Regions from separate parts of the Mus musculus genome. Here region 2 is linked to region 1. The links are chromatin loops, found by intact Hi-C in ENCODE. Cell type or tissue: gastrocnemius. All regions are shown on one strand. Each heading gives the region's core, and the rest is flanking DNA. Links, peaks and the distances in the headings are about the cores only. Region 1 overlaps Etv3l (ets variant 3-like). Region 2 overlaps Gm40085 (predicted gene, 40085).

What was found. Hi-C counts contacts between places; a loop is a spot of excess contacts. Peaks named below come from ENCODE experiments on the same cell type or tissue, not always from the same donor. Only the 100,000 strongest peaks of a DNase experiment are listed, where the experiment ranks them.
Region 2: it touches region 1 in a loop (12-fold over the local background); 33 of 42 quality-filtered maps call a loop at or near these places.

Annotation. Positions count from the first base shown.
Region 1 is chr3:87,561,093-87,563,892 of GRCm38, reverse strand. It overlaps Etv3l (ets variant 3-like), which reads right to left. Exons shown (of 6, transcript NM_001370856.1): 6 at 2,788-2,800. Among named protein-coding and RNA genes, the nearest start is that of Etv3l, 12 kb to the right of the region's middle. In gastrocnemius, for the core only: a CTCF peak has its summit at 1,313 (motif pointing right); DNase peaks (open chromatin) are centred at 1,324 and 2,689.
Region 2 is chr3:87,505,845-87,508,644 of GRCm38, reverse strand. The region is part of intron 1 of Gm40085 (predicted gene, 40085); the gene reads left to right. Among named protein-coding and RNA genes, the nearest start is that of Gm40085, 5.4 kb to the left of the region's middle. In gastrocnemius, for the core only: no CTCF peak of the experiment used is centred there; DNase peaks (open chromatin) are centred at 236 and 1,421; H3K4me3 peaks cover 92 bases; H3K27ac peaks cover 55 bases.

The DNA of each region.
Region 1 (2,800 bases), core at 300-2,799:
CTGACAGAAGGAGACACATGAAGATTCCTTAAGAAATGAAAGGAAGAGGGTAGGGATTATCCACACTGCCACCAACTCAGGGGAGTGAACACCTGCTATTGTGTCTAAGCATCTGTGGTGGTTTATCTAGGAGTGGCCCCTAAAGGCTCATATGTTTGAATGCTTGGCCCGTAAGAAATGGCACTATTAGGAGGTGTGGCCTTGTTGGAGTGGGTGTGGCCTTGTTAGAGGAAGTGTGTCACTATGGAGGCGGGCTTTGAGGTCTCATATCCTAAAGTTAGGCCTAGTATGGCAGTGTCCTGCTGCCTACGATCAAGATGTAGAACTCTGGGCTCCTTCTCCAGCACCATGTCCGCCTGCACTCTGCCATGTTTCCTGCCATGACAGTAATGGACTAAACGTCTGAAAAACCAGCCCCAGTTAAATGTTTTCCTTTATAAGAGTTGCCAAACTCATGGTTTCTCTGCACAGCAACAGAAACTCTGACTAAGACAGCCTCCAAACTTCTTCTATGTGCTTAGCTGAGTGTTCTAGTGCCTAGACTCCCTCCACTTCGCAAGCCCCTGGAGCACTGTCCTACCAACACCAGATTTATGCAGCACTATACTGATGCCTATGAGACCATCAGAGGCAAGCACCAAACTGCCCAAGTGTTCTTGGGAAGGAAAGTGCTTCCTCAGAGGGCCTCATGAAAAGCCTTCACAGGAGTCGCTTCTGAAAAGCCCCTCTGCACGCATAGCAAACTCTCACACTAATGGGTTTTAAACTCTCCAGCCGAGTGATGGTGGTGACTAATGACTAAGAAATTTGTATTCCAAATCTTGTTCTTCGTCCCTGTGATTCGAAACAAGCCCCTTTCTCTGGGATCTCAGAGGTCTCTTCCGGCAGCCCAGGAGTTAGACTCTCTAATTTCTGAAGACCTGCTGAATCTCCCAGGGTTTCTAGTGCTACAGAGGAGAGTGGTTGCTGAGCACGCTTTGCAGTCCTACTCCTGAGAAATACTGAGTGCTCACTGTGCCTTTCCCCACATGAGGGTGCCAACGTATGTGGCAGCTGAGGTTGGTGACTGGCATGGTTATATAAAAAACTGACAACCTCCACTGCCTGCGTTGTTGTGTCAGGCGAGTTGGTCTTTTGATAGATTGACAACCATATTTAAGGGAGCTTGATGAGGAAGAGCTCTGCATCTGCATCCCTGGATTTTGCCGTTCACTCCCTCATCTCAGAGGTTCTGAGTCCTTCACTCTTATACCAACATAGAGCTGGCCTTACTTTGTACCCTAGTCCTGAGCGTTGAGCGCAGAGTACCAACTCTAGCCACTAGAGGGCACTCTTGCAACGTGAAAGCCAACAGCTCTCCAGGAAGCTACTTACATCTTTGACAGAACATAGGGTTTTCCTGAATTTAGAGGCAGTCAACCCTCAACCCTGGGCAGTTTCTCCCGTTTCACACCTGTCTGGAGGCATTTTGGGTTATTGCAGTTGGATGAACGAAGGTGCTGGTGGTACTATCTTCTGGATATGGAGCCCAAGTTCTGATGAGTATTCAGGACTGTACAGGTAGGCAGCTCTCACTAACAATGGAGTACTTAGTGAAAAACAAAACAAAACAAAAAAATGCCTATTGTGGCAGGATCTCTTTACTGAGATCTGTGACCTACACACAAGGTTCCACCTGGAAGCAAGTCCTTACAGTGGGCTTTAGCCTTCAGAGGAGTCTTAGAATGTATACCTCAAAGCGTTTTTTCATCACCTGAAATACAGGGACCACAATCACCACACACTACTGAGGAGGAGGTGGGGCCAGGTAGAGAACACATCCTTTCTTTCTTTTTTTTTTATGGAGAAACCCCTGTCCTTAGGGCTAGCCACTCTGAACCGGACACAAGCCCAGCGAGTGCCCCGTCCACTTCCTGGTGCACACAGGCAACACTGCTTTATCTCCTAAGCTTATCTCCTAAGCTGGGCGGGGTAACAGGAAAACTGTACTGGGGATGGGCTGAGGGAGGGAGACAGAGACCCTTTCTCCTGCCCTAGGCCCAGCTTGGGAATCACCTTGGCCTTCCTGTAGACGAGGGCTATGTCACACCCTGTGCAGTTCTCACCCATTCTAGCTGACTGACAACGTATGGTCAGAAGACCAAGTGAGGCTGAAGGAAGTAAATGTGAGAGCGGCTCCAAGAGGAACTTGGAATGGGCAGTAGAGCCCTTGGGCCTTTCCAGCTCATGAGCTGTTCCTCAAAAAGAGACAGATCCAGGTCAGGTAATTGATAGCCTAGAGGCAGGAGAGCGGGTGGCTCGGTGGCTTTGGCTTGTGTGGCATCTCTTCCTCGTTGATTCATCTGTCGTCAAGTAGAGATGCTTTCTTGTGTGTTCTCTATGCTCTCTGGCACCAGGAGCTTCAAGTCAGCCCTGCTGCTCGTTCTCAGGAGCCCACAGGCAGAAGCAGAGGGTATTTAGCACCAGTGTCCTTTCCTTTCCCACTTGGACCATTAGAACCTTGCCCAGAGGTCCTCTACAGGAGCCTTAAGGTCTTTGGCAAAGACCCCCCACTCTTTCTGCTGTTCTGTCTTTGGGACCGGCTTCCCTCATTGCTTGGCTCACTCTCAGGCATGATGGTAGAAGAGAGGAGCTTGGCTGGATGCTTCCAGTCTAAGCCTCAGGCCCTCCTCTCAAACCCAGCAGGACTCCTGCGTTGCATTTAGCACCACCACCGATGGGCACAGAGAAGGAACGCAGCCAAACTAGGATGCACGGGAGAAAGATTGTTGGTCCAAGGACATTTTTATTCACAGTTGGC
Region 2 (2,800 bases), core at 125-2,624, 55 kb after region 1:
GAGCACATTCCCCGTCCCATCAGCCAGCCATGCCACCCTCTAGGCCACTTACTCTCTAAACCTCTTCTTAGAGGGTAGGCTCTTCCAGCGCCTGTTCTAGAGCAGAGGTAAAAATGATGCAAAGAGGAATAATGACTGTGAGGGAAACCCTGGGTGGACTGGAGTCTGGATCTTTAGAAAAAAGAAGCGGAAGGGTGTTATAGAAGGGAATCCCCGAGCCTCTACCGCCCCCTAGTGGAGTATTCTGCATGCTCAGTCACTAGCCCTGTGATTGGACTGGACTCTGTACAGCCAGCAGGTGGAGGAAGGTGGAGCCACCCAGTGATATGTGTAGGTAACTTACAATCAGAAGATGTGGCCAGAGAATGTCCCGGTTTACTGGCAGTCATCGAAGTGATTCAGTAGTGAGATATACAGTTGTCACTATCGAGTAAGAGGATTCTAAAAGCATTCACACCTCAGTGGACACCTGGGGATTTACCTAGAAATAACCCTAAGGAGGGAGATTAAAATCTCAGAAACACCCAATTTATTCTTCTGGATTGTGAACAAGAACACAGTGTACGAAACTAAAGGTACAGCGTGGCCTCACGGACCACGGTCAAGACAGGCGCAGCCACAGGTTATGCATGCCCTAAACCTTATCACAATAACCGCTTTTTCTCGAGTTTGACCCCTCAGAATGTAACCGTGACAGCTAAGCTTGGTCTGAGTTTGGGTCACACATGGACAATCGTTTCTTTCTTTTTTTTCTCCCTTACTCTCTTCACTCAGTACCACAGGACTCTCTCTCACTGTACTAGGCCTGGCAGAAATGAAGATATTCTAAAATGATACTTGTGTCTCTCGTCTGACTATCCTATCAGATGACTGGAACGAGCGACTCTAAAGAAATGGGAGTTTCCCCAGGTGTCTCATACTGGGACAAACAAAAACCTCAGGTCTTTTGTGGGGGGGAGAAACTTGTCTCCCCCAGAAAGAGATCTCACACAGTTCTAACAAAGTTGTCAGACCATCTTATAAGATGAGACCGAAGTCTGGACAGAATGGATCAGAGATGGGCAGGACCACACCTTGACCTTGCCTGTTTTGATGTTCATATTCTTGACCCGGTACTAAAATTGAAGTTTATTTCAGGACCCAGAAGACAGACTTGAGAAGATTCCTTGGCTCTCTTTGTCCTTCTTTCCAGTGTAGCCACAATGAATACCCCCACCCCTTCTGCTCTTTTAGTTGATGTATTGAGGAGGGTGGCTGGACCTGCCTTGGGGACTCTCAAGTTTGATCACAACACCAGTCTTGTCCTGTTGCTGTGGAGTGGGTAGCTAGAGAAGAGGACCGAGTGACTGTGATCGCATGAGTTGCATATTTAGCGGGCCATTGGCACGAACACAGGGCTCCTTCCTACTCTGTCTCATGGACATTGGACAACTCCCTCAGGGTCCTCCCTGCTCTATGTAGCATCTGTCACCTCTCTTCCTGCTCCTAAGCCCTTCTGGCACCAGTTTTTCCATTCCTTGGGGCTTCAAAGACAGAGCCCAGTCTTACTGTTTCGTTCTCTCTCCTGTCCACAGCCGGTGAGGTCTACTTAAGACTTCCTTCCTTAACAAGAACAAAACACCCCCCCCCCCGTCACCCCCCATTTCTCACTGAGGTCCTATCACAAGGTATTAGCACCTTCTCTTCTCTCCCTCTTTTCTTCCTCCACTCTCTCTGTGGGTATCATGGGGTTTGAAGAAACAATCAGAATCTTTTGTAATTTTATGCGCTGCTTGTTTTTCTAAATTAAATTTATTATTTGAGGTTTATATATGGATATAACACAATCCGATTATTCTCACCCCCTCCACCCTCTCTTATATCTCTTCCACCCCACTGACTTCACCTTCCTGCCAGCAATTTCCCTTCCCTCTTTCAGGTCTTCTTTTGTTCTGTTTTGTGACTCACCGAGTGCAGTGAGGGCTACCCCTGCGAACACAGATGTAACTATTTACTAGAGCATGGCCACCACTGACTACAGTGACTTCTCCTTCCCACAGCAGCCAATGGTTCCCTGGGGGAGGGGCAAGGCTCCTGAGTCCCCCCTCCCCCAATATATCATTGGTGGTTGCACAGACCCATTGCAGACAATCTCAGCTGCTGTGAGTTTGTGATTGCAACAGTTATGTCACGTCCAGAAGACAATGATTCGCAGGCCTCTCCCCTTCTGGCTTTTAGGTTCTTTCTGCATCCTCCCTTGTCATGTTCCCTGAACACTGGAGGGGGTGATATACATGTTGTACTCAAGGGTGAACACTCAGTAGTCACTAATTCTTTAAGAAGCCACGAGCTTTTGTGTTAACTGCTGTTCCCTGCTCAAAGCAGCTTTATCTATCAAGGTTGAGAGCATATGCTGCCGGATATCCACATAAACAGGAGCTGCCTGACAAAATGTCCATTTGGCAAAACAAAAGTTTACTCCAAGGCCTACGACCTCTAGAAACACGGATCTTTGGCCAGGTGTACAGAGACAGGAAAGAATTTCCTGTAGAATGGGTCTCAGCTACAACCAGAAAGCAGCTGGTTTCTGTCTTAACAGCTATGCATGAAATTTCATGTGGACTTATGGTGACCAGGGTTTAGTCAAGGATAATTCCCAGGAGATGTTGGCAAGGGGAAAGAAAAAATTGTGACTCCTGCCCCCACCATCAACCTGTGGAGAGGCGAGGCTGGGTCTGGTGATTTTCTATATGCAGAAGAGGGAATCTGCTCCTCTGGCTTGTCCTTTCCCAGAGGACAAGCCTGGGCAGCAAGGACCTGG